Regions from separate parts of the Homo sapiens genome. Here region 2 is linked to region 1. Evidence: read pairs that join two places in POLR2A ChIA-PET (ENCODE). Cell type or tissue: GM12878. All regions are shown on one strand. Each heading gives the region's core, and the rest is flanking DNA. Links, peaks and the distances in the headings are about the cores only.

The links. Peaks named below come from ENCODE experiments on the same cell type or tissue, not always from the same donor. Only the 100,000 strongest peaks of a DNase experiment are listed, where the experiment ranks them.
Region 2: POLR2A ChIA-PET joins it to region 1 with 5 read pairs; 2 of 35 experiments call an interaction of 5 or more read pairs at or near these places.

What each region holds. Positions count from the first base shown.
Region 1 is chr19:35,706,621-35,717,393 of GRCh38, reverse strand. It overlaps ZBTB32 (zinc finger and BTB domain containing 32), which reads right to left. Exons shown (of 7, transcript NM_014383.3): 2 at 4,361-4,477; 3 at 1,887-2,871; 4 at 1,564-1,637; 5 at 1,387-1,455; 6 at 1,097-1,261; 7 at 356-916. The coding sequence starts at 2,767. The coding sequence ends at 642. Among named protein-coding and RNA genes, the nearest start is that of KMT2B, 6.0 kb to the left of the region's middle. RefSeq lists enhancers at 447-726, 279-838, 3,887-3,966, 5,785-6,254 and a silencer at 2,577-2,776. In GM12878, for the core only: no CTCF peak of the experiment used is centred there; DNase peaks (open chromatin) are centred at 4,203, 4,665, 5,903 and 6,441; H3K4me3 peaks cover 4,004 bases; H3K27ac peaks cover 4,683 bases.
Region 2 is chr19:35,454,063-35,470,959 of GRCh38, reverse strand. No RefSeq gene overlaps it. Among named protein-coding and RNA genes, the nearest start is that of FFAR2, 14 kb to the right of the region's middle. RefSeq lists enhancers at 1-111, 1,834-2,407, 10,402-10,521, 13,676-13,805 and a silencer at 11,945-12,124. In GM12878, for the core only: a CTCF peak has its summit at 8,076; DNase peaks (open chromatin) are centred at 8,189, 10,139 and 11,889; H3K4me3 peaks cover 979 bases; H3K27ac peaks cover 5,196 bases.

The DNA.
Region 1 (10,773 bases), core at 2,562-10,561:
CGGGGTCCGTGTGCTCCCGGAGAGGAGGCGGGTGGCCGAAAGCAGGGTCGGAGCACGCGTTCCTCTCTCTCCCGGGCCGAGCGTTCCCAGATCAGACTCCGCGCGCCGTGGATTGCAGTGGAAGGGGCGAGTGACTTGCGGTCGCACAGCCCCCACCAGTCCAGGACCGGCATGCCGCAAGGTGTGCCCGGACACCGAGTCCTCGGGGCCGGCTGCCTCCTGGGGAGGACGGGGCGCCTCGGGGGTGGAAGAAGTGTCCATCCCGCTGGACAGCGGACGCAGGGCCACCAGGGGCCGCTACAGGACAAGGGGCGTGGGCGGGGGTGTGCACAGACTAAACTCGGCTTTCTAGTCCTGAAGGGAGGGCACAGGAAACTCTTTATTATGGTGATGAGATCGACAATCTCCCCTACTGTTAACCTTCGCTCCTGCACACTTCAGTGTCCTCACTCTGTAGGGCTCGCTGGCCTGGGCTTCTGCGACCCGCGATCGTCCAGGAGAGGGCACTCGGCGCCCTTCCTGGGGCGCTTCTGGGGCGGAATTTGCTAGGCCGCCGTAGCAGCGGTGCCAGGTCAGAAGCCGAGCCGGCCCGCTTTTCGTTCTTTAATTGGACTCTTGGCTAAGACGCTACCGACACCCCGTCAGGTGGTGGAGGAAGAAGGACAACAGGGAGAGGTCGAGGGCCGAGACGGCCTCGAGGAGGAGTAGAGGAAGGTGGAGCGGATGGTCCATCCGGGCGGGAGTTGGCTGGGCGAGTGACCGCGCATGTGCGCCTGCATGGAGGCCAGGCTGGGACAGCCGGCCCCGCACAGGGAGCAGCGGTACGGAGCGGCCCCGTGTGTCCGCAGGTGCTTGGTCATGGCCGAGAAGTCCCGGGAGCGCTGAGGACAAAGGCTACAGGAGAAGGGCTTCTCTCCTAGAGCGGTCGGAAGGGGAGGCCGGTGAAGGAAGGAAGAAGGCGGCGAAAGCTGGCCAAGTTAGGGGTGGATCGGGCCACGGGGCTAGGGGATTGCGCGGGAACCGGGCACACAGGTGGAGACTCAGGAGCGGAGTTGGGAAGAAAGCCGACAGTTCACACAGGGCAGGGCGCCCATACCTGTGTGGACTCGGTAGTGCGTCTCCATCTGATGCTTGAGTGAAAACCTCTTTCCACAGACAGAGCACGCATAGGGCCGAGACCGAGCAGGAGGGGCCGGGGGAGGGTGCGGGCGAGGTGGGCAGCCTGCCTTGTCCTCATGACCCGCACAGGTTGCAAGTGCGCCTGTGGGGACAGAGAAGGCAAAGGAGGGCAGGGCCAGGAATCCCAGCGCCAACTCACTGTACCATTCAGGCAGGAAATCAAGGGCTACAGTGGGGCTGAGGCACGAGTGCCCCCGCCCGACTCACCTGTGTGCCCCTGATCAGACTCTTCCATCTCCCCAGGGCTGAGCTGTGCGGGGCCCTGGGGGAGGGAACCTGGAAGGAACAGTGGGAGGTAGGGGCCCTGCTCAGGCTGGACTCCTCGAGCCCCAGCCCAGAGAAGACACCATGTTACAGGTGTATGCAGGACAGCGAGGGGCTTACCTGGGGTAGGGCTGGAGGAGGCCAACTGGTTCTGGCTCCAGAGCCCTTTGGGGGCATTTAGGGACAGTGGGATCCTGGGATGGGGTGGGGAAGAGTTACAGCCTTGGCTAAACCTGGGAGCCTGGCCCCTTCGTGAAGAGGGGGTATCCCAAGTCCTCCCCCGGGGGCTGGGCTTTGGCGTGCCCTGTGGCAGCAGCTTCTTGTCTCTTCCCCAGCTCAGGAACTGTGCAGTAGAGATGCAGTGCCCTTCCACCCAGCAGGGCTGCCCCTCCTGGGCCATGCCCTCCCAGCCTGGAGGCAGAGCACTAGACCCCGCCACTCACCTCTGTTCCCGCCAGACCTCCTGCCAGGCTCCAGTGGTGGGGGTGCTATGGTAGAAGGGAATGCCATATCTGGGCGGCATCAGCAGGATGCTCCACAGGGCAGGCTGGCCCCCCACCAACCAAGGGGCCTCAGCCCACGAGGGCCTAGGGGTGACGCTGGTTTGCAGGGAGCCTGCTGGGGGAAGGGGGCCAGGGAGCTTGCGCAGACTTTCCTCAGAGCCCCCTGGATTTTCCCTCAACCACGTGAGCACTCCATGCTTCCCATCTGCTCCCCTTTGGCCAACAGGGGCTTGGAGGCGTTTCTCCTTTGACCTGGTCTGTTCCTGCTGAGCCTCCTGCGTTGCTCCTGCCATCTCGGGTCTGCCTCTTGGTGGCGAGTGCTTGTGCAACATCTCCTGTTCTCTCCCACCAGTTCTAGAAACCTGTTCTGGTTTCTGCTTCTCTCCAGGGTCCCCCAGTTCTCTCTCAGGATTCCTTGAGGGTTTCTCTGGCTCCTCCTGATGTTTCTTCAGGCCTGGATCTGGCTTTTTAGCCCTGTCCCCTCGAGCCCTCCAGCATGCCTCTTCCAGGGACTGCACTCCCAAGGCCCTGGCCGCCTCCTGAAGGGGCCTTAGCTCTCCAGGCTGCAGCTCTACACTCTCCCCATACACAAAGTTCAGGAGCTGGGCAAAGGTAGAAGGGCTGATGCCTTCTCCCAGAGCCCACTGGCCCCTGCGGCCCAGCTGCTGGCTGACACCTGCTAGCACCAGGCTGTGGGCGGGGAACTCCTGGCTCCCTACGGTGATCAGAGTATCACAGAGTGCTGGCCGGAGCCTGGCTGCTAGCTGTACCAGCCGATCAGAGCCATAGGGGCTGGGCAGTCTTATGGGGGGCAGGGACATTGTGCCTTGGCTTGGGTACCTAACTCAGAGGCTCTAAGAGGAAGTCCACAGTGTGAGGTCCATGGTTGAAAGGGGAGGGAGGAACATCTCATCTCATTTCAAGCCTGTGGATGTGAGGGGAGAGGGTGTGAGTTGCTGGTCCTAGATCAGAGCCCTCTGTCCTGAGTGAGCAAATAAAGTAACCCAAGAGAGGATTGGAGCTTATCCAGAATCATAGCAGGTAGGCATGGTGGCGAGAGAATGGAAATCAGACCAAATTCAGGACTTAAAGAGCAAGGGCCAGTCAGTTAACAGAAATATCTAGTAGTGGGTTTAAGACAGGCGTGCGGGAAGTCTGCCAGTTGGCAGTCTCTGACGTAAAAGATAGCAGATACTGCCACTTCTGCTTCTCCAAGCCCCTCTGCAGGGAAACACCTCTGCGCAAGCCAGGCTTTCTTCATTCCAGACAAGGATCACCACAAAACCCAGTCAACGCCGGCACTAAGGGATGGAGCATGACACAGTTTCACGGGAGAGCTTAGAAAGCTAGTGGGTCCTCCCCCAAAAGCCCATCGCTCCTGAAAGGCAGAGAGGGCAGCATGATAGGGATCCTGGCTGCAGGAGCGCAGGCGCTAAGGCATCCGGCAGTCATCACTGTGAAGCTGAAGCTTCTAGAACACATCCTCAGGGAAGGAACCAGACATTCCCATCCAGAGAAAGAGGAGAGCAGGTGCAGAAGCCACAGGAGAGGAGGCTCCTGACCCAATGATGGAGAGACCTTTTGGAGAATGGACTCCTGAGGAGATGGGAGGAAAGGACGTGGGGACTGGAGACAGGGAGGCTGTTTCCTCTCAAGATTTGGGTAAGGAGATGGTTTAATTTGTTTTTCATAAGACAAAAAGTGAAGAATAGAAAGACAGCACCCAACCAGGCAGGAGTTTCTCACACATCAAAACCACCACATTGGCTTTTAAGAAGAGAGCTGGGAACCCAGATACGAAGAGAACCAGAACCTCAGTGTCTTAGCACCCAGCAGGCAGAGTCCTAGGTGCAGGTTCCCTGTGAGCAAGGGCCCTTGGGGCAGGGAGGGCTGCACTTGGACACCTCAGGGAGAGGGCTCTAGGTTGGCAGGGAGGAGACAGAAAGAGTTGTGATGGGAAGAAGGCCTCAGCTGGAGAGAGGCTATCACTCACCGCTTGTAGCTTCTTCCAGGACACCGCATGCTCTGAACTACTGTTGGGGCTCCTGGGGCCCCCCCTGGAGCTAGCCCCGCCCCTGACCTCACAGGCCTCCATTGGATGTCCCAAGTATCAGTCTGCCACAGTCCCCCCGAAGGGGTGTGGTTTTCTAACCCTGCCTCTGCCTTCTGCCTGCAGGAGAGACCACCCCCTCTACCTCCAGAATGCACACATTCTGCCCCTAGCCTCCTGTCTCCTCACTTCGTTTGTGAACTCCTAGAGTCAAAGAAGTGTATCTGTGGCAGCAAGGACCTTGGAATAATCAGCCCTGCCTTTGAGTTTCATCTCTGCCATTTACTATTTGAGTCACCTTGGGCAAGTCACTTCTCTGGGCCTCAGTAACCTCATTCATGAAATAGGCATAATATCTGCTTACCTCATTTGGAGGTGGGGGTGAAGATGAAATGACGTGACGAATATGAGTGTGGTTTGTAAGTACACAGTAGCATTCAGTGGTATGGTTGTTTCTTAGAGATGACGGCAGAGCACACAGCTGCAGAAGTAAAAAGGATTGAAACATTTGGATCCCAAGAATAGGGTGGAGGAGCCAGAAGCTGGCCTCCTCCCTCTCCCTGACTTGGTACTGGGAAGCCTCATTTGCTGCCTGGGAATGACCTGGGGGTGGGTGTGTGAGTGACTCAGATCCTCCCATCAAGCTCTGAAAGGGGCAACCCCAGGAAGGACGTGTGGTGGTCTTCGAAGAGAAAAATCTCCTTTTCTTGGGCTGATGACAAATGACATTTCTCTGAAATCAGGACTTGGGTTTCTTTCACTTCCTGCCCAAGGGGTCAAGGTCCCCGGAGGTTTCCCCTCTTTTCACACTTCAGAACTCTTTAATCTGGGGAAGGGATGGGGTCTTAGAGGCTCAACTTTCTTTTTCTGTTTCTTATTATTCTCTTATCCCTGATCCTATAGCAAAATTTTCATTTATCCAACAAATTTTGATGACATGTTTATTTTGAGACGGGGTCTTGCTCTGTTGCCCAGTGGTACGATCACGGCTCACTGCAGCCTTAGCTTCCTGGGCTCACATGATCCTCCCACCTCAGCCTGTTGAGTAGCTGGGACTACAGGTTTGAGCCACCATGCCTAGCTAATTTTGAATTTTTGGTAGAGACAGGGGTCTCACTATGTTACCCAGGCTGGTCTTGAACTCTTGGGCTCAAATGATCCGCCTGCCTTGGCCTCCCGAAGTGCTGGGATTATAGGCGTGAGCCACTGCGCCCAGCGGATAAAGCATTTATGATATGTGCCTGGCGTATATTAGATACACAGTAAATGACTGGAAGATAAACAAGTCAGGTACTGGTAAGCTGCTCTGGTGACAAGGCACAGTCGGCTTCCCCATAGGCTTCTCTTTTTTTTTTTTTTTTTTTTTTTTTTTTGAGACGCAGTCTCGCTCTGTCTCCCAGACTGGAGTGCAGTGGCGCAATCTCAGCTCACTGCGACCTCTGCCTCCCAGGTTCAAGCGATTCTCCTGCCTCAGCCTCCCGAGTAGCTGGGATTACAGGCGCCCGCCACCACGCCCGGCTAATTTTTGTACTTTTAGTAGTGACAGGGTTTCGCCATGTTGGCCAGGCTGGTCTCGAATTCCTGATGTCAAGTGAGCCACCCACCTCGGCCTCCCAAAGTGCTGGGATTGCGCCCGGCCTCCCATAGGCTTCTCTTAAGGGGGAAGGATCTAAGAGTCCTTGTCCCCTCCTAGATGCAAATACTGTCCCTAAGCTCCCGTTTCTTCCTTTGGCTCCAGGACCCTCGAATGTTCAGACCAGCCTCCCACTCTCTCTTTCCAGGCCTACCACGCCTTCCCTCCACATGGGTGCAGGCACATGTTAACCCTTCCTAGATCAGACAGGGTGTGTCAATGGGTGAGGCTGGTGGAGGGGCAACAGGGTGGGGAGAGGGGAAGATGAGTCAGAACGAAAGGGAAAATGCAAATGTGAGAGCTGTGTTCATCTGCTACTCTGAACGTTAACTATTTTCCATTTCTGAGCTTTCCAATTCCTCACACCACCACACCCATATAAAAGACACATAAAGCATCAGTCCCTCTGATATGTATGTACGCAGAGGGAAACACCCTTCCTCCAACACAGAAATACAGAGTCCCTCAAGACAAGGAAGGAGTGCGGAAAGCCCTGAGGGACTAGCCCCAGGGATGAGGAAAGGTACAGGGGTCTGGACGATTACATGGTCACCCCTCTGAGTGTGGCCCCCTCGCTTTCCAGCCCCACATCATGTGCTTGTGACTCAGCTCCCCCGCTGGTTTGCTCATTGATGATCGAGAGAGTTGGAGACTGCTCAAAGGGCAGCATTCTGTGTAAGCCAAATATAGTTGACAGGGAGCATCAGTGGGCTTTCGGGGAACCTAAAAGGGAGGAGGGGCAAGGGAACTCCCCTTTCAGTGAACAAAAGCCCCCAAGAATGGGGAACCCCACCTAAGGATATCCCCTTAGAGACCGCCTCCTAGAATTATCTCCAGGGCCCTTTGCACTGCAACCCTTATGCTGATGACACCCTGAGCACTTCTCTAGCCTCTTCCTGCATTCTTGACAGTGCAACCCAAGCCATCCTGCACTGAGCACAGATGGCAGAAGCAGACAGCACTTTGACTTGGAAGAGTAGGGACACTGCTGGTGCTGTTTTGTTTTTATTTTGAGACAGAGTCTTGTTCTGTCACCCAAGCTGGAGTGCAGTGGCGCCATCTCGGCTCACTGCAACCTCTGCCTCTGGGTTCAAGCGACTCTTGTGCCTCAGCCTTCCAAGTATCTGGGGTTACGGGCATGCACCATCACACCCGGCTAATTTTTTTGTATTTTTAGTAGAGATGGGGTTTCACCATGTTAGCCAGGCTGGTCTCGAACTCCTAACCTCAGGTGATCCACTGCTGGGATTACAGGTGTGAGCCACCATGCCTGGTCTGTTGCTGTTCTTAAAAGTACTCCCCCTCCCTAGACTCAAAAACCTTGCCCCCCCTTCCTCTTCCTGGGCTGACTCGGTAGGAATCATCTGCAGTTGTCTCTCTGGAAAGAGCAAAGAAACAACAGGTTATGCAGACACAAGCCTGTGTCCTGCCAGAGGGTAGAGCAGGTAGAGAGATTAGGTAGGGCATGATTGGAAGGGGAGTATGTGATAAAAGGCAATATGATATCAGCCTCTCAGTCCTTTTTAATACTTATATTACTTTCTTTTTTTTTTTGAGACAGAGTTTCACTCTTGTTGCCCAGGCTGGAGTACAATGGCGCTATCTTGGCTCACTGCAACCTCCGCCTCCCGGTTCAAGCAATTCTCCTGCCTCAGCCTCCCAAGTAGCTGGGATTACAGGCAACTGCTACCATGCCTGACTAATTTTTTGTATTTTTATTAGAGATGGTGTTTCACCATGTTGGCCAGGCTGGTCTCAAATTCTTGATGTCAGGTGATCCACCCACCTCGGCTTCACAAAGTGCTGGGATTACAGGCGTGAGCCTACATGCCCGGCCTAATACTCGTATTACTGAATAAAATTTGAAATCTGATTTTTTTTTTTTTGAGACAGAGTCTTGCTCTATTGCCCAGGCTGGAGTGCAGTGGCGCAATCTCGGCTCACTGTAACCTCCGCCTCCTGGGTTCAAGTGATTCTCCTGCCTCAGCCTCCCGAGTAGCTGGGATCACAGGTGTGCATCACCAAACCCGGCTAATTTTTTGTATTTTTAGTAGAGACAGGGTTTCACCATGTTGGCCAGGCTGGTCTCGAACTCCTGACCTCATGATCTGCCCGCCTTGGCATCCCAAAATGCTGTGATACAGGCATGAGGCACCACGCCTGGCCTGAAATCTGATAGTTCTTATTCTTACTGGTAGACTTGACCAATGGGACACTAAGGGAAAAATGTGCAAGGGGCTCGGGGCACACCCTGGCTGCAAAGTCAAAGCTTCCCAGAAATCCTTGTATCATGAACTTCTTGAGGCACAACCCAGCTTGATGTAACAATGTCAACACAGCAACACAAATACCAATTCTCCTTAAATATTATAATTAAAATCAAACCATCAGAATAGACCAATGGGAGGGATGATCATTTGTTTTGTGAAAAAGTTCTCCCTCTATTTCACTTATTTTAAATATCAAGCCCTCTTCCCAAGCCAAGTTGAACAAGATTCAATTTAGAAAAATTCTGTGAACTCGCCACTCTTCCCGTGAACCCATCTCTTTCCACAAATGAAGGTGGTTAAATTCCCCACAGCATTTTATATAGATTAAGAGCGATTATCCAAATCTTACATGAACTTTAAGTATGTTTACTCTTTCGCCAGGCGCAGTGGCTCACACCTGTAATCCCAGCACTCTGGGAGGTGGAGGCAAGCGGATCATCTGAGGTCGGGAGTTCAAGACCAGCCTGACCAACATGGAGAAACCCTGTCTCTACAAAAAATAAAAAAAATTAGCTGGGCGTGGCGGCACATGCCTGTAATTCCAGCTACTCGAGAGGCTGAGGCAGGAGAATCGCTTCAACCCGGGAGGTGGAGGTTGCGGTGAGCCGAGATCGCGCCATTGCACTCTAGCCTGAGCAACAAGAGCGAAACTCTGTCTCAAAAAAAAAAAAAGAAAAAAGAAAAAAGAAAAAAAAGATGTTCCGTCTTTCTGGTTAAGTACATCCAAGACTTCCAGAAAAGAGTCACCACAAGGAGTGAATTAGTTCCCTTTTTCCCTTAAATTTGTGCTCTATATGATCCAAGAACCAGCTATAGTCATACCCAGGTGAGCTGAATCTAGCCCCTTCATAGCACACACTTTGTGGATTAACTGGAAAAAGAACTAGACTAGAAGTTGGAAAACAGGTTTCACTGCATCCCTTCACAGTGAATGGCCCTTCTCTTCAGCACTCATATGGAGCTAAGTCTTCCAAGACCCTCAATTTCCTCACAGGGGCTGTTTCAAGACCAGTACAGAATACTAGTGTTGACTTAAACCTGGGCAAAGGGTCCCATTTGGACCTCCTCTGGCTGTATCCCTTCGCATAGGCTGAGTCAAAAGGCATCTAGAAAGTGCCTACCCGGAACTGTGAGCTCCCACCTCACTTCTGGACCATGCTCTGAGAACTCAGCACCCTGGATTTCCTGGACCAAATGACTCTGAGGCCCCCTACACAGGACTCAACCCCAGGCCTGTATTCATGAGAGTGGACTCTGACTGATGTACACACACGCTAGACCCTGATTTTGTGTAAGGGATTTGTAGACTGAGCTTGGATGTGCAGGCTAGAATGTGAGACACCTTGAAGTATGGGCCAACACCAGGCATGGGAAGAGACGAGGGAGTCTCTGTCATCTTGCCCAGGCCCCATAAATAATATAGGAACCTACTTTATTCCAATGGTTCTAAATCTCTTAGGGAGTCACCATCAGGTTCAGAATGTCACCCATGGGACTAACTCTTCTTTTTATTGAGACAGAGTCTCCTTCTGTCACCCAGACTGGAGTGCAGTGGCACGATCTTGGCTCAGTGCAACCTCTGCCTCCCAGGTTCAAGAGATTCTCCTGCCTCAGCCTCCTGAGTAGCTGGGACTACAGGCACGCACCACGACACCCGGCTAATTTTTGTATTTTTAGTAGAGATGAGGTTTTACCATGTTGGCCAGGCTGGTCTCAAACTTCTGACCTCAAGTGATCCACCCGCCTCAGCCTCCCAGAGTGCAGGGATTACAAGTGTGAGCCACCCAGCCTGGGACCAATTGTTGACATTAGAAAATGGTAGACACAGGCCGGGTGCGGTGGCTCACGCCTGTAATCCCAGCACTTTGGGAGGCCGAGGTGGGCGGATCACAAGGTGAAGAGATAGAGACCGTCCTGGCCAACATGGTGAAATGCCGTCTCTACTAAAAATACAAAAATTAGCTGGGCGTGGTGGCACGTGCCTGTAATCCCAGCTACTTGGGAGGCTGAGGCAGGAGAATTGCTTAAACCCGGGAGGCGGAGGTTGCAGTGAGCCAAGATCACACCACTGCACTCCAGCCTGGTAACAGAGCTAAGACTCCATCTCGAAAAAAAAAAAAAAAAAGAAAATGGTAGACACTTATACCACTTGGCATATGAATGCATGACAAGAGATTGACAGATTACTCTGAGCCTCATGGCTGGAGAGGTTAACTATCGTCTAGCTTATTCTTTACCCTCCCCTCCTCATAATATACATGCATACCATTAATTGTTCTTTTTTTTTTTTTTTTTTTTTAGAGACACAGTCTTGCTCTGTCACCCAGCCTGGAGTGCAGTGGCACAATCATGGCTCACTGCAGTCTTGACATCCTGGGCTCAAGTCATCCCCCTATCTCAGCCTCCTGAGTAGCTGGGATTACAGGCATGTGCCATCATGCTTGGTGGCTGTCTGCCGAGCTGGGATTAACTGCACACTTCATGTGCCAGCACCCCGGGCCCCCACCACACCATAGAGGGAATGGCCAATTGAGCTGCCCCAATATTAACTGGTTTCGGGGTTAGACTTCCTTGAAGTCCACTCATAAGCCACTCCTTGCACCCTCACCCCTGGTTAAAGAACTCTGGGTGTACTGAAGGCACTCCGAAAGCATAAATACCACTGAACAGCTGAATGAAACTAGGTATCAACACCCTGCCCCATGAGTATAAAAAAGATCATCAGTAAAGACAACCTGGGTGATTTCCTTTATGTTATTTACTTATTTATTTTTGAGACAGAGTTTTGCCCTTGTTGCCCAGGCTGGAGTGCAGTGGCGCGATCTCGGCTCACTGCAACCTCTGCCTCCTGGGTTCAAGTGATTCTCCTACCTC
Region 2 (16,897 bases), core at 4,969-12,968, 250 kb after region 1:
TGCCACAGTAAGACTGGAAAGTAAGTCACGATATATAGGGTTAAATAAAACCCAACTGATGAGAATTTATGGTTTTTAGGGCACGATTCTCTGGGCCCCTTAGATAGGAATTTGGGCAGGATAAAAAATCAGAGCTTAGTCCTCAGCAGAATCAACTTAAAACCAGGCTTTATGTGTTTATTATGAAATAATATATGCTCATGGGAAAAATGTAAACAGTACAGAATTATGTAAAGCAGAAAATGAGGCCGGGTGCAGTGGCTCATGCCTGTAATCCCAGCATTTTGGGAGGCTGAGGCAAAACAATTGCTTGAGGTCAAGAGTTCCAGGCTGCAGTAAGGTATGATTGTGCCACTGCACTCCAGACTGTTTTTTAGTGACAGTCTCACTCTGTCACTAAAAAACAAATTTTTTAATGAAAAAAAAAAGAAAGAAAGTTGACCTACCTTCCCTCCTCCCAATTTCCTAAGTAACCATTGTTGACTGTCACGTAGCCTTTGCGAATTTCACGTACATGTGTACACATCCATGCTTTCCTAGCAGAGGCTGAGAATTCAGACTCCGGAGTCATACAGATCCAGGTTCTAGTCCTGCCCTGCCACTTATTTGCTGTGAGATATAGGACAAGTTATTCCACAATCGCTCTAAGTCTCAGTTCCTTTTTTTTGTTTGTTTGTTTTGTTTTTTGGAGACAAAGTCTCAGTCTGTTGCCCAGGCTGGAGTGCAGTGACTCGATCTCAACTCGCTGTAGCCTCCATCCTCCCACCTTAGTCTTCTGAGTAGCTGGGACCACAGGTACATGCCACCATGCCTGGCTAATCTTTTTTATATTTTGTAGAGACAGGGTTTCACCATGTTGCCCAAGCTGGTCTTGAACTCCTGGGCTCGAGTGATCCTCCCCAAGTGTTGGGATTACAGGCATGAGCCATGTGCCTGGCCAATTTCCCTTTTTGTAAAAAGAAAAGTCATGGCAATACCTATGTCCCTGTGCTTTGGTAAGAATTCATTGAACGGTGCATGCAGAGAGGTTAGCTCTGTGCTCACATGTATGAAGGTCTCAAAAACACTCAGCTGCTATTATTATATATATATATAGTCATGCACCACATAACAACGTTCTGGTCATTGACAGACTGCGTATATATACAATGGTGGTCCCATATGATTAGAATGGAGCTGAAAAATTCCTGTCACCTACTGACATTGTAGCTGCTGTAACATCATAGCACAATGCATTACCTTTTCTATGTTGAGATACACAAATACTGTTGTGCTCCAGTTGCCTGCAATATTCAGTACAGTACCATGGTTTGTAGCATAGGAGCAATAGGCCATACCATTATAGCCTAGGTGTGCAGTAGGCCATCCCATCTAGGTGTGTGTAAGTACACTCTGTGATGTTTGCATAACGACAAAATTGCCTGTATTTGTCAGAACATATCCCCATTGTTAAGTGACACATAACTATACTGATTTTAAGATTATAGACAGTACTGTTTTATTTATTCTCTTCTACAACTGCTATTGTAGCTTCATAAGATGTTTCAGACCTCTTTCCGTACCAAGACTCATACTGAAGGCCGGGCACGGTGGCTCACACCTGTAATTCCAGCACTTTGGGAGGCAGAGGAGGGTGGATCACTTGAGCTCAGGAGTTTGAGACCAGCCTGGCCAACATGGTGAAACGCTGTCTCTACTAAAAATACAAAAATGAGCTGGGTGTGGTGGTGGGCACCTGTAATCCTAGCTACTTGGTAGGCTGAGGCAGGAGAATCTCTTGAACCTGGGAGGCAGAGGTTGCAGTGAGCCGAGATTGTGCCGTTGCACTCCAGCCTGGGCAACAGAGCAAGACTCTGTCTCAAAAAAACAAAAAACAAAGACTCATCTTGATTTAATGCAAGGTTAAAAGACCCCCCCTTGCCAACTTCCTCATCCCTAAGTTTCTGCTTCTGGGCGATTTCCAGTGTCTGGGTGTGGATCACAGAGGCACAGCAGCCTGAGTGGTGCTTGGACCTGCCAGGGTTTGCAGGCGGGTAGTAGCCTTATCTGCCCAGGAGGTGGCAGGCAGAATCTGAGGAGGATGGCAGGTAGCACAATGAGAAAGTGTGGGGTGCTTTACAGCCTTTATCTCTGTGACCTATACCCTTGGGACCTGGTGTGACTTTTGAGTCACATCTTGCTTCCCTGGAAGGGGCCATGCATCCTACTTTCACTTTTCCCTGGGGTCTTAGGGCAGAGTTCAGGCTATCCAGAAACTAAGCAGATCCCAGGAGCTAATGTTATGGTTTTACAGAACCTGCTGTCCAGAATTTTTTATTTTTATTTTTGGTGAGACAGGGTGTCACTGTCACCCAGGTTGGAGTGCAGTGGCACAATCTTGGCTCACTGCAACCTCCGCCTCCCAGGCTCAAGTGATCCTCCCACCTTAGCCTCCCGAGTAGCTGGGACCACAGGCTCGCCACCACACCTGGCTAATATTTTGTATTTTTTGGTAGAGATGGGGTTTTGCCATGTGAAGCTTCTGAGCTCGGGCGGTTCTCCCGCCTCGGCCTCCCAAAGTGCTGGGATCACAGGCATGAGCCATCCCGCCCGGCCTGTGTAGAATATTTTTTAACTGGCTTTGTGATTATATTCTAGGATATTTTTCATTTCATTTTAAAAAAAGGGAATCTATGGTTATGGTAAATGGTTATTTTCATCCCACCTCTCTCCCCACCGTATACATACCGCTCTTAGTTCTGGGACTTATTCTCTCTCCTTCCAGGATCTAAGCCCCTTCTCCTTCCTTCTCCATCCAGCTCTTCTCTAAGGTGCTACTGATCTGACAGTTCCACTTTTCTTCTTTTTTCTGCTCCTGTAACATCACAAAACTCAGATGTCTTCTTTGCTCCAAGGACCTTATATGACTTACCCCTGTCTGTACCCGTTTCCCTCTTTATGAAGGAGCTAGTCCTGGATTCTTGGGGACCAAGTGCTTGAGAGGTGACAAGCCTTAACAGTCCTGTCTGCAGAGGAGGTGATGGAAGGGCCCAGATAAATGACAGTGGACATGGGTGAGAGGTCAGGAGCAGCGACGGTGATTTCTATGGTACAGGATAGTTCCTGTCAGGGATCATTGCTATATTAGGGCCAATAATAATTCTTTTACCATCTGGCCCATGGGCTGTTGTCAGGATCAAATGAGATAAGATTTCTGAAACCATTTGGTACCAGGTGAAGCACTTTATAATCTGTCTGATATCATTAATTAGCAAAATTACCCATACCCCAACCATGCTGTGGTAGGAAGGACACTGCCCGGAAAGTTAGGAGACCTGAGTCTGCTACCACCTCCCTGATGGCGAGTAGTACGTTTCTTTTGCTAGCAAATTGGTTCATTCATTTGTTTAACACTGACTCTGTGTCAAACATGGTTCTGACTGCTGGGGATGGATAGGTGTACAAAATGGGGCCGGGCATAGTGGCTCAGGTCTACGATCCCAGCACTTTGGGAGGCTGAGATGGAAGGATTACTTGAGGTCAGGCAGGGGTTCGAGACTAGCCTGAGCAACATAGCATGACCCTGTCTCTACCAAAAAAAAAAAAAAAAAAAAAAAAAAGCCAGGCTTGATGGTGTGCACCAATAGACCCAGCTACTTGAGAGGTTGAGGCAGGCAGGAGGATCACTTAAGCCCAGGAGTTTGCAGCTGCAGTGAGCCGTGATTGCGACATTGCATTCCTGCCTGGGCAAAAGAGTAAGACCTCATCTCCAAAAAAGAAACAAAAACATGCCGGGCCCGGTGGCTCACGCCTGTAATCCCAGCACTTTGGGAGCCAAGGCAAGCGAATCACCTGAGATCAGGAGTTTGAGAGCAGCCTGGCCAACATGGCGAACCCCGCCTCTATTAAAAATACAAAAATTACCCAGGTGTGGTGGCGGACCCCTGCAATCCCAGCTATTCAGGAGGCTGAGGCAGGAGAATTGCTTGAACCCAGGAGGCGGAGGTTGCAGTGAGCCGAGATCATGCCATTGCACTCCAGCCTGGGTGACAAGAGTGAAACTACGTCTCAAAAAAAGAAAAAAAGAAAAAAAGAAACAAAAACCTAAGCAAAATAACCAAAGTAGATGAGTTATCCTGGAACTTACATTCAAGAGGGGAAGACAGACAATTAGCAGGCAAACAAACAATAACAATAAAGAGGAAATACTTGGGGCTAATAACGGTGGGTGAAATCCATGAATCTCCTTTTGCTGCCTCCTGAAATCACACTGTAGTGACAGTAAAGAGATCTTTTAGAAAGGAGTCCCCGTAAGTACAGGGAGAACATAAGAGGATACAATACCACCAAAATTTTGCCAGCTGGACAGCAGATGAATGAATGGTAACTGGTGACTGACTTAGCAGACCTGTGAAAGTTGGATCATAAGCCAATAGTGGGAAAAACCAAGATTCAATGAAGTTTCTACTGTAGAATCCACATAAAGCTCATGAACTAGTGGCAACAGGTTCCTCTGGAAATGGGACAAAGGACAAGCTAACATAAGGAAAATAGGCTGAAAATCTTATTATTCTTAGAGACAGCATCTTGCTTTGTTGCCCAGGCTGGAGTGCAGTGGTGTGATCATAGCTCACTGCAGCCTTGACCTCCTGGGCTAAGTGATCCTCCTGCCTCAGCCTCCCGAGTAGCTGGGACTGCTGAGTAGGCAGGCACCACTATGCCACCATGCCAGGCTATTTAAAATTTTTTTTTTTTTGGCCAGGCACAGTGGCTCACGCCTGTAATCCCAGCACTTTGGGAGGCCGAGGCAGGCAGATCACCTGAGGTTGGGAGTTGGAGACCAGCCTGACCAACATGGAGAAACCCCATCTCTACTAAAAATACAAAATTAGCTGGGCATGGTGGTGCATGCCTGTAATCCCAGCTACTTGGGAGGTTAAGGCAGGAGATCGCTTGAACCCGGGAGGCGGAGGTTGCGGTGAGCCGAGATCGCGTCGTCATTGCCCTCCATCCTGGGCAACAAGAGCAAAACTCCCTCTCAAAAAAAAAAAAAATTTTTTTTTTTTTTTAGATACAGGGTCTCACTATGTTGCCCAGACTAGTATGGATCTCCTGGGCTCAAGCAATCCTTCAGCTTTGGCCTCCCAAAGTGCTGAGATTACAGGTGTGAGCCATGGCACTCAACCATTCTTTTCTGGTTTAGACATCATGTCATAGTGCCTTTATATACGTTTTATGTATCTAAAAAAAAGTAGTCCCTTCCCTTCTCTTCAATGTGAGCAGACAACCAAGAATTACCATATATATGATGACAACTTCTAACATAAAATATAGCAACTGACACCAAAAAAGGCATCTTAGAGCAGGGAGATGAAGATTCCTCAGAGAAATCAGAGTGGACATTGCAATCATGAAACAAGGTCAGCATGCTAAGAAGGAATAAAAATGTGCTCAGAAATGAAAAGTGATAGCAAAAATGAAAAATAGAAGGGCTGGAAGATAAGAAAATCTCACAGAAAGTAAAGCAAAACAATGGGGAGAGAAAAAATGGGAAAAAAGGGAAAATTAGAGGGCCGTGTAAGAGGTGCAGTGTCCCCCAAATAACAAGGATTCCAGAAGGAGAGAAGAGAGAAAATGAAGGCAAGGAAACCATCACAAAGTGTTTCAAGAGAATCTTCCCAAATGGAAGGAAATTATTTTGTAGACTGGAAGAGTCCATTGAATGCCCAATGGATGGAATTTTAGATACCTTGTGAGAAAGGTAAGGATCCTGCAGGCTTCCAGAGAGAAAAAGACAGGCCATGGACAAAGGATAGGAGTCAGGATGTCTTGGGAATTTTCAGCCAGACTGGACGCTAGAAGGCAATGCGGCAATGCCTTTCAAGTTCTGAAGAAGAATGATTGCCAACCCAGAATATTCCATACATAGCCCAATATCAACTACACATGAGAGTGGGATAAAGACATTTTCTGACATGCGGGATTTCAAAGCATTTACTTTCTAAAGAAGCTGCGTCAGGGTTGGGCATGGTGGCTCATGCCTGTAATCCCAGCAATTTGGGAGGCCGAGGCAGAAGGATGACTTGAGCCCAGGAGTTTGAGACCAGCCCTGGGCAGGATAGTGAGACCCTCCCCTTTCTATAAACGAACAAACAAAATAGCCAGGTGTGGTGACACCTGTGATCCCAATGCTTTTAGGGGATTGGGCAGGAGGATTGTCTGGGCCCAGGAGATGGAGGCCGCAGTGAGCCATGATTGTACCACCACACTCCAGCCTGGGCAACAGAGCGAGACTCTGTCTCCAAAAAAGTTAATAAATAATAAAATAAGTAAATGTGGGCTATGATGAGGTTTCTCTTCAAATAGCCGATCAATCCTTTATTCTTTAATTCATAGTATCCCCCCACCCCCTTTTCCTTTTGCTCCTTCTTTTTCCTTTCTGCCTTTGTTCCATGCCCAGACACGCCACAGTACCAGGCGTTATTAGTACCAGCTCACGTTCTTTTCCTTATTTGGAAAGAAGACTAGCTCTCTAGCTCACTGCAGACACCCCTTCCCCTTTCCCCTCTCTCCCTTACGTGCCCACCTTATCTAAAGAAAGTTCAAATGTTTAGCCAACTGGGACTAGTTTAGATTGTATGGCCCGACTCCGGCCAATGGGGAAAGGGTACAGGGGCAGGACTTGCATTAGGAATAAAGGCTCTCGTGCCCCTTTGTTCAGGTGTGCTCTCATGGCAACTGGCCAAGGAGAAGCACCCCTCTGCGCAAGTAAAATTGCTTGGCTAAGAATCCTTTGTTTGAGTGTTCAGTTTCCTTAGGATTTGGAGCGTTATTCCCAGCAGTAAATAAAGAAGCTGCTTAAGGATGTAAACCAAGGAAGAGGAAGACAAGAGCAGAGAAGCAAAGAGGCTTTCCACTTAAGAGCTTCAGGTGTGAGCTGGCTGGGCACGGTGGCTCAATGCCTGTAATCCCAGCACTTTGGGAGGCCGAGGTGGGTGGATCACATGGGGCCAGGAGTTCAAGACCAACATGGTGAAACCCCGTCTCTACTAAAAATACAAGAAAAATTAGCTGGGCATGAAGGCACGCACCTGTAATCCCAGCTACTCGGGAAGCTGAGGCAACAGAATTGCTTGAACCCAGGAGGCAGAGGTTGCAGTGAGCCAAGATCAAACCACTGCACTCCAGCCTGGGCAACAGAGCGAGACTCCATCTAAAAGAAAAAAAAAAGAGCTTCAAGCATGAGCTATACACCTGGCATAAACCACCACCCAGGCAGACTGGAACAGGTCAGAAAGTTCCAAGACACATTTCTTCAGGGAGATGAAATCTGTATCCTCCTAAAACCCCTGAAGTTCTTGAGAGGAGACAAGAACATTGACAAAGAGTTTGGGGTTGAATTCGTGGTAAACATGTAGACTAAACACATGAAAAAATAAGGTGATTATTAATTCCAGGGGTTTTGGGAGGAAAGTTGTGCAGGATAAAAAAGGAACTGGCTGGGCGCGGTGGCTCACACCTGTAATCCCAGCACTTTGGGAGGCCGAGGCAGGCGGATCACCAGGTCAGAAGATCGAGACCATCCTGGCTAACACAGTGAAACTCAGTCTCTACTAAAAATAAAAATTATTCAGGCTAGGTGGCGGGCACCTGTAATCCCAGCTACTCGGGAGGCTTAGGCAGGGAGAATTGCTTGAACCTGGGAGGTGGAAGTTGCAGTGAGCTGAGATCGTGCCACTGCACTCCAGCCTGGGTGACAGAGTGAGATTCTGTCTCAAGAAAAAAAAAAAAAGGAGCTGTTATTTACTACAGAGCTCCAATGTCATTAACATCGATGTAGTCACGATTATGCAAACACTGAATATTTTCTAACATAGTGACAATGGGAGCAGATCGGGAAGACAGGGCGGGAAGGGTGTTGTACATATTGGGAAAAGAATAAGAGCATAATCTTCATCTGCCACAGAATAATTTAACAGATGAAACCTTATATTGAGAAATGAAGAAATACAGTAAAATAAGCAAGCCCCTTAAAGGCATGGAGGGATAAATATTTTGCTGACAAGAGGTAGCAGCAGCTGCCTCCAGGAAGCGGTAAGTGACTGTGGTGGAGAGAGAGGGGAAGGAAGTTGTTTTTCACAGTCAACCATTTGATGCATTAAGGGATGTGCAAGTCTAACGGATAAAAATAACAAGTAGACAAAAATAGATGCTATCAGCTAATGATACACCCAGCGAAGTCAGCAACTAGGTATTATGTGAATGTGTCAAAAGGGAAGCCACTTAGGAGTGGTGGAGGGGGAAGTCCTTTGAGGAAATAAAATTTGAGTCACAGGCAGCCTCAAAGAGGGGAAATTCAGCTGGATGAGTACCTGGGGAACGAGGGCTCCACGAAAAGGGAACCACAAGGAGAAGGAGCTTAGTGAGCTGTCGGTAACAAAAAAGGAAGAGTGAAGGGAGCTGGAGGAGGGCTTGGAGGAAGGGAGTAGGGATGAGCTGGGTTGGGTGAGAGCCAAGTGCTAGATGCATCAGGGGCCTTGCTGGCTTTGGGGAAGGCATGGGATTTTACTCTGAGGATCATGAGAAGTATCTGGAGGCCTTCGAGCAGAAGAATGGAATTACAGTTTTAAAACATTTCCATGGTTAAACATGTATTTGGCATCTCCAGTGCGAGACACTTTTCTAAGTGCTTTGGAGGTACAATATGAAATTCGTTTCATCCTCATAATAACATGATGATGTAGGTGCTGTTAGCCCTATTTTTTTCTTCTTTTATTTCTTACTTATATATTTTTTGGGTCAGGGTCTCACTCTGTCATTCAGGCTGGAGTACAGTGGCTCACTGCAGCCTCCACCTCCTGGGTTCCAACAGTCCTCCCTCCTCAGCCTCCCAAGTAGCTGGGACTACAGGTGTGTGCCACCATGCCTGGCTAATTTATTTTATTTAATAATTTCATTTTTTTCTTTTTCTTTTTTAAAATCAACTATATTTATTTATTTATTTATTTATTTATTTATTTATTTATTTATTTATTTATTTAGAGATGGGGTCTTACTCTGTTGCCCAGGCTGGTCTCAAACACCTGGTCTCAAGTGATCCTTCTACCTTGGCCTCCCAAGGTGTTAGGATTACAGGTGTGAGCCACTGCACCTGGCCTTTTTTTTTTTTTAAATCTTGTGAGAGGCCAGGCTCAGTGGCTCACGCCTGTAATCCCAGCACTTTGGGAGGCTGAGGCGGGTGGATCACTTGAGGTCAGGAATTCAAGACCAACCTGGCCAACATGGTGAAAGCCCGTCTCTACTAAAAATACAAAAATTAGCTGGGAGTGGTGGCGCATGCCTGTAATCCCAGCTACTTAGGAGGGCGAGGCACAAGAATTGCTTGAACCGGGGAGACGGAGGTTGCAGTGAGCTGAGATGATGCCACTCTACTCCAGCCTGGGCGACAGAGCGAGACTCCGTCTCAAAGAAAAAAAAAAAATTCTCGTGAGAAAACGAAAGCGCAGCAAGGTTGAGTTGCACAGCGCTAGGACAGGATTCAAACTCAGTACACCCTGCTGCCCCTTCCTGGAGAGCCCTCAGCTTGTCCCCTAGAGGACCAGGACTAAATTCACTGCTTCTCAACCCTCACTCTACTTCACAAGCAACTGGAGAGCTTTAGAAAATACAATGCCCAAACACACCGGCAGTTTTGGAAACTCCTCCAGTGGCTTTGGAGCGCAGCCAGGGTTGAGAAGTGGACGCAGGCTGGAGGCCTGCTCGCATCCCCCGAGCTCTATGCTTCTGTCCTCACACCTTCATTTCTGTTGCAGGCCAGTGGACCCGGGACAACATGGGACGGCTCTTGGTGACTCCTTGGCCTCCCATCACTTTCTTGGAGCCCAGGCCCCTTCTTCTCCCCAGCCACGACTCCTCCTAGAAGCCAGGTTTCTTGCTGGTCTCTACTCTGCTCTCAGCACCAGGCATCTTACCCCACCCCCGATGCCTTTCCTTTCTCAGAACCTCGATGGAGGTCAGTCTCCATCACTCTCCCCAACTTTCTATACCAAACAACTGCACACCGCATGAGTCACGATTCCTGCCCTCTTTTCTCTTCCTCAGTGAAGTAAAGATTGAGAGAGAGTGTGCCTGTGGTTTTGAGAGGGAGTCGGGAATCGTGGAGGAGGGGCCAGAACACCATCTCACTGAGGACTTGCGTGTGTCACTTTGCCACTTTGCCACTTTGCATCGCTGAGCCTCAGCTTTTCTTGTTGTTAAGTAGGGAGAGGATATCTGTTGCGCTTCTTCTTTTTTTTTTTTTTTTGATTTGGAGTCTCTCTCTGTTGCAAGACTGGAGTACAGTGGTGCGATCTCATCTTACTGCAACCTCTGCCTCCCGGGTTCAAGTGATTCTCCTGCCCCTGAGTAGCTGGGATTATAGGTGTGTGCCACCACGCCTGGCTAATTTTTTTGTATTTTTAGTAGAGACGGGGTTTTACCATGTTGGTCAGGCTGGTCTTGAACTCCTGACCTCGTGATCCGCCCGCCTCAGCCTCCCAAAGTGCTGGGATTACAGGCGTGAGCCACCGCGCCCGGCCTGTTGTGCTTCTTAAAAGCCTTTGAGACTCCCTGGGATCTGACACTTGCTGGCTTTTCAGCTGTCACTAAGCTGCAGCCACCCTGGCGTTTCTTTTCCCGGCACAAATTCAGCCTGTTCAGGCCTCGCACAGGCCTGGAGCCCCTTGCTTGGGACATTATTCCCCCAGTTCTTGGCATACAAGATTCCTCCTTGCCATTCTAGTCCCAGCTCAAATATCACCTTTGCATGGCCTTCTCAAGCTCAAGCTGTGTGTTCAAAAGTAACCACCTACTCCCTTCCTGGGAGTCATGTTCTATCCCAGCTCGGTTCTATCGTCTTCACAGCACGTAGCACCAGTGCAAAGGATCCTGCTTATGGGTCTTGCTCTCCCTGTCTGCCCAGCAATGGGAGCTGCTTGAGGGCAGGAATCTTACCCTTTTTGTTCACTGCTGTATCCTTAGCACCTAAAACAGGGCCTGACACATGGTAGGCCTCCATAAATGTTGGCGGATGAATGAAGGCTACGCCGTGGAAACTCAAATGGTGTAATGTTTGCCATGGCACTTTAGAAATTCTCAACTGCAGCCCACATGGGTGAGCTTTTTATTTAAAATAGCTAGATTTGGGAGCAGTGTGTTTACTTTCCTAACTCTGTTTTCTCGAGGCTGGTCGTAGCTCGGACTGACAGATGGCAGAGGACAATGTTTGGGGAGAGGGAACCGGGGTTAGTATGTAGCTTGGACAACCCCTCCTCGGGTAAGCTGCTGGTGGCCAGCTGGCCGTGGCCAGCGTTTGCAGAGTTGGCTCCCCTCCCGCACTGCTTGACCTCGCATCTACTTTCCCAGACCTTTGAAACTTTGCCAAGTGGGTTACTGGATGACCGCTTCTGAAGGCTTAGAGATCTTTGGCCCAATTTCCTGATGGGATGTGCAATTTGTAGATGAGAAATGTCCTCATTTCCTGTGATTAGAGATAAATAATGAAAAGGAAAAAAAAAAGTGGGGCAAAAGCACTTATCCACAGGAGGCAGGGCAAGGCGAAAAGAAGAACTAGCACAGACCCCGCGCTGAGAGGCAGGACGTTTAAGGGAGTGAGGCTGGAATCATGGCTGTGTGTTTCCTCCAGACCCTCTCCATGCCCACTGCCCCCATCCCTCCTTTTCCAACCATAGTATTCATCACCAAGCCACACTGCACCTGAGCTCTGGTTGTGCGGACTGATGAGAAGTTCTGAGGAAGGGGCCCAGGAGCATCTTTTCCAGAAAGGGGAAGTGAAATAATGCCAGGTTCCCTTTTCGTGCTGCTCAGGCCCCCAGGTTGGGCCAGGTCAGATCCCTCCACCCCTGTTTCCTGGTAGCGGCACTAGGCTGCCGTCTGTGTTATTCATTAACCAGGCACTAATATTTCTGTTTACCCATCTGTCATCCTGCTTTGGGGCAGGGGGTTCAGAGGAGCTGTGCAATCATACAGCCACCCGGATGCTTTGGAGCAGGCCCAGCCAGCCACATTTAACTAGTGTTTACTGTATAGGAAGCACTGTGCAAGAGGCTTGCATGAAGCGTTGGTGGGGAAAGAGAAAGTTTTCTCAAGGAAGATGTGATCTGGCTGCCATTTGAGCAGATGTACTGTGAGTTGCATGCAGGGATATGTCTGAGCTCATTACATTATAATAAGAGCCCATTATTAGCATCTCTTGCCAAACCCATGTTCAAGATCTTCATATTGGTAGCAATGATTCCTGGTGGGAGTGTATGTGCCACAGAAATTTGCAAATGCAATAGATCAGGGCTTCCTACCCTTCCCCCATCTATCTATCATCTATCTATCTATCTATCTATCTATCTATCTATCTATCTATCTATCTAATCTATTATCTGTCTACCTACTACCTACCTGTGTATATCTATCTATCTATCTATCATCTATCTATCTGTCTATCTATCATCTATCTACTCTGTTATCTGTCTACCTACTACCTACCTGTGCATATCTATCTATCTAATCTATTATCTGTCTACCTACTAGCTACCTGTGTATATCTATCTATCTCTATCTGTCTATCTATCTATCTATCTAATCTATTATCTGTCTACCTACTACCTACCTGTGTATCTTTATCTCTCTGTCTCTGTCTCTCTCTCTCTTTCTCTATCTCTCTAATCTATTATCTGTCTACCTATCTACTTATCTGTCTATGTAATCTGTCTGTCCTCTCGGTTCTGTTTTCTGGAGAACCCTGACCAATATCCCTACTGATTCTGAAGTCCTGGGGAAGTGAGGACAGTCATCTATGGTTCAGCAAACGCTTCAGGTAGTTCCAATATTTGCTTACATTTAAAACCCCTGTTTGAGCCCTTCACTGGCCTTCTCTCTGGCCTTGAGAGATGCTAAGGTTTTCTCTCTCCTCAGAGCCTTTGCATCAGCAATTTCTGTTTCCAGAATGTTCCTGCGGGCCTTTGTATGTCAACTCCCTTTCATTGTTCAGGGCTCAGCTGAACATCACTAACTTAGGAGATTCAACTTCCAAATGAAGAAACAGGCCGATGTGTCAAGTGGCTTGTTCCCAGGTGATGCAGCAGCTGCTGGCTCAGAGGCCACATATTGAGAACCTCTGGGCTGGAATACTATCAATGGGGACAGAGTGAAAGAAGATGAGGTTGAGGAGCTGAGCAGGGGCTTCCAGGTCACAGAAAGGAATTTGTATTCTAAGAGCCTCTAGAAGTCATTCGAGGATTTGAAGCAAGATATTGGAATGATCTGATTTCCATTTTAAGAATATCATTCTGGCAGCTGTGCCTACCTGAAGGGACCTGAAGGGGAATGTTTGTTAGGATCAAGGAGACCATGTGCATGAGAGTTAAGAAACCATAGACTTCTATGCAAACACGCAGGGTTTTCATCGGGCTAGCAGCTGCCTGAAAAGACCGACCGTGCAAAGTATTTTAGGTCACTAAAAGGAGTTTGAATGAGCTTCTAAGAGCTTCTGGAAGCCAGGTGAAGGTTTGAAGCAAGAGAGTAGAATGATCTTCTAAACCTCCTCAACCTCCCCTTATAGTTTCTCCCATGACCTTGTTTCAGTTCCTTTGTAACTACTTTCCATTTGCCACACTCTGAAATCACCTTGCTCATCTATTTGTTTACCTGTTTTTAAACTATGTTCCCCTACCAGAATGGAAGTCCCAACAGGGAAGATACTTGTCTTTTGTACGCTCTGTATCCCTAGACCCTAGAAAAGTATCTGGCCTGGAGTTGGTAATGAATACATATTTGTTGAACAGGTGATCGACTGATTTCCCAGTGAAGAAATGGGCTGCTATGTCAGGTAACTTGATGAAGGTCAAATGCTTGTAAGTGAGCAGCTACAGCTTCACTTTGAAAGTCTTAGACCAGGTCCAGTGATCGATCTTCTTATAACCCCATGACAACAAAATGACTCTTTTTTTTTTTTATACGGAGTCTCGCTCTGTCACTCAGGCTGGAGTGCAGTGGTGCAATCTCGGCTCACTGCAACCTCCGACTCCCGGGTTCAAGCGATTCTCCTGCCTCAGCCTCCCGAGTAGCTGGGATTACAGGCGCGTGCCACCACAACTGGCTAATTTTTGTATTTTTAGTAGAGATGGGGTTTCACTGTGTTGGTCAGGCTGGTCTCGAACTCCTGACCTTATGATCTGCCTGCCTTGGACTCCCAAAGTGCTGGGATTACAGGTGTGAGCCACCGTGCCCAGCAAAATGACTTCATTTTGTACTTTCCTGGTTAGTAAGAGAAGTCGTGCCCCTAAAGAACCTGAGAATCACCATGTTGGCCAGGCTTGTCTCAAACTCCTGACCTCAGACAATCTGCCCACCTCGGCCTCCCAAAGTGCTGGGATTACAGGCATGAGCCACATCTCTACTGAAAATATAAAAATTAGCTGGGCTTGGTGGTGCACACCTGTAGTCCCAGCTGCTCAGGAGGCCGAGGCAGGAGAATCGCTTGAACCTCGGAGGTAGAGGTTGCAGTGAGCCGAGATCGTGCCATTGCACTCCCGCCATTGCACTCCAGCCTGAGTGATAGAGCAAGACTCCATCTCAAAAAAAAAAAAAAAAAAAAAAGGAAAAGAAAAAAGAACCTGGGAATCGTAGAGTTGGAAGTGGTCATTAAACTGGTTCAGCCCTCATTTGTGTGAGTTTCCTCAGTGTCCTAGGATAGATGTTTGCTACCTTCTTGAATATTCCTGGAAATTGGGGAGTGACTTCTTTGCTGAGATAGTCAGTTCCATTGAAATGGCCATAACTATTTGAAAGGTATCTCTGTGCCTCTTCCACCTGTGGTCTTTGTTCTGTCCTGTGTGGCTCATAGAGTGTATCTTCTAGCCAGGGATGGTGGTGGACGCCTGTAATCCCAGCTACTCAGGAGGCTGAGGCATGAGAATTGCTTGAACCTGGGAAGTGGAGGTTGCAGTGAGCCAAGATTGCACCACTGTACTCCAGCCTGGGCAACAGAGCGAGACTCTGCCTCAAAAAAAAAAAAAAAAAAAGATCTTATCTTGTCCCAGCCAGTGTTCTCTTACTTCCTTCTCATGTGTCAGTGAAAACAGCATGCACTTTAGGCTCAGAAAGACCTGGATTCAAACTCCCTGCCACCTATTGGCCTTGAAAAGTGACCTTAACCCTCTCAGGCCCCTTCTTGGCACAGTGCCTGGTATTTAATTTGCTCTATTATTACGGCTATTACTATTGTTATACAGTCTTAAATCTCCAAAACATTTTGGTTAATTTTTCTGGGCTTGATTCATTGAGCTAGTGTCCTTTTTTTTTTTTTTGAAACAGAGTTTTGCTCTTGTTGCCGCCCAGGCTGGAGTGCAGTGGCACGATCTCGGCTCACTGCAACCTCCGCCTCCCGGGTTCAAGCAATTCTCCTGCCTCAGCCTCCCGAGTAGCTGGGATTACAGGCGCCTGCCACCACGCCCGGCTAATTTTTTGTATTTTTAGTAGAGACGGGGTTTCACCATGTTGGGCAGGCTGATCTCGAACTCCTGACCTCAGGTGGTCCACCTGCCTCAGCCTCCCAAAGTGCTGGGATTACAGGCGTGAGCCACTGCGCCCGGCTGAGTTAATGTCCTTCTTAGAAATGTGTTGCTCAGGCTGGATGTAGTGACTCACGCCTGTAATCCCAGCACTTTAGGAGGCCGAGGCGGGTGGATCACTTGAAGTCAGGAGTTCAAGACCAGCCTGGACAACATAGCGAAACCCCGTCTCTACTAAAAATACAAAAATTAGCCAGGCGTGGTGGCATGCACCTGTAATCCCAGCTACTCGGGAGGCTGAGGCAGGAGAATTGCTTGAACCTGGGAAGTGGAGGTTGCAGTGAGCTGAGATTGTGCGACTGCACTCCAGCCTGGGTGACAGAGTGAAACTCCATCTCAAAAAAAAAAAAAAAAAAAATACAAGAGAATGTGTTGCTCAGTTCTGAACCTGCTGCTGATTAGACCTAAGTGGAATGGGGGTTATGGAGGTAGGAGGAGGGACTTGACCCCAGGGGTGGTGTTTGGACATTGGACCAAATTGAGGACTAGCTAAAACAAGGAAAGGGTGAAGCAGCTTTTCATAAAGCATGCCCGCCAGAGTGCCATGTTTACTGTGGCCATGGCAACACCTGGGCATTACCACCCCTTTCCATGGCAATGACCTGACAACCCAAAAGTTACTACCCTTTCCTTAGAAATTTCTGTGTTAACTGCCCCTTAATTTGTGTGCAATTAAAAGTAGGCAAAAATATGACTGCAAAACTGCCCTGAGCTGCTACTCTCTGCCTGTGGGGTAGCCCTGCTCTGCAGGAGCAGTCACGGAGCTGCAACAGGGCTGGAGCTGTAACAGGGCTGCTTCAACAAAGCTGTTTTCTTTCACCACCGGCTAGCCCTTGAATTCTTTCCTGGGCAAAACCAAGAACCCTCATGGGCCAAGCCCCACTTAGCACACCTGCTCTGCCTCAGTATCATCAACTTGTCTAGACATTATTTCTTTTCTTTTTATTTTTGAGACAGAGTTTTGCTCTTGTCGCCCAGGCTGGAGTGCAATGGCGTGATCTCGGCTCACTGCAACCTCCGCCTCCCGGGTTCAAGCAATTCTCCTGCCTCAGCCTCCCAAACAGCTGGGATTACAGGCATACGCCACCATGCCCAGCTAATTTTTTGTATTTTTAGTAGAGATGGGGTTTCACCGTGCTGGCCAGGCTGGTCTCGAACTCCTGACCTCATGACCTGCCCATCTTCGCCTCCCAAAGTGCTGGGATTACAGGCGTGAACCACTGTGCCTGGCCAACATGATTTCTTTTCATGTAATCCAATCAAATTAGCTTTTGTGGCAGCTGTAATACATCACA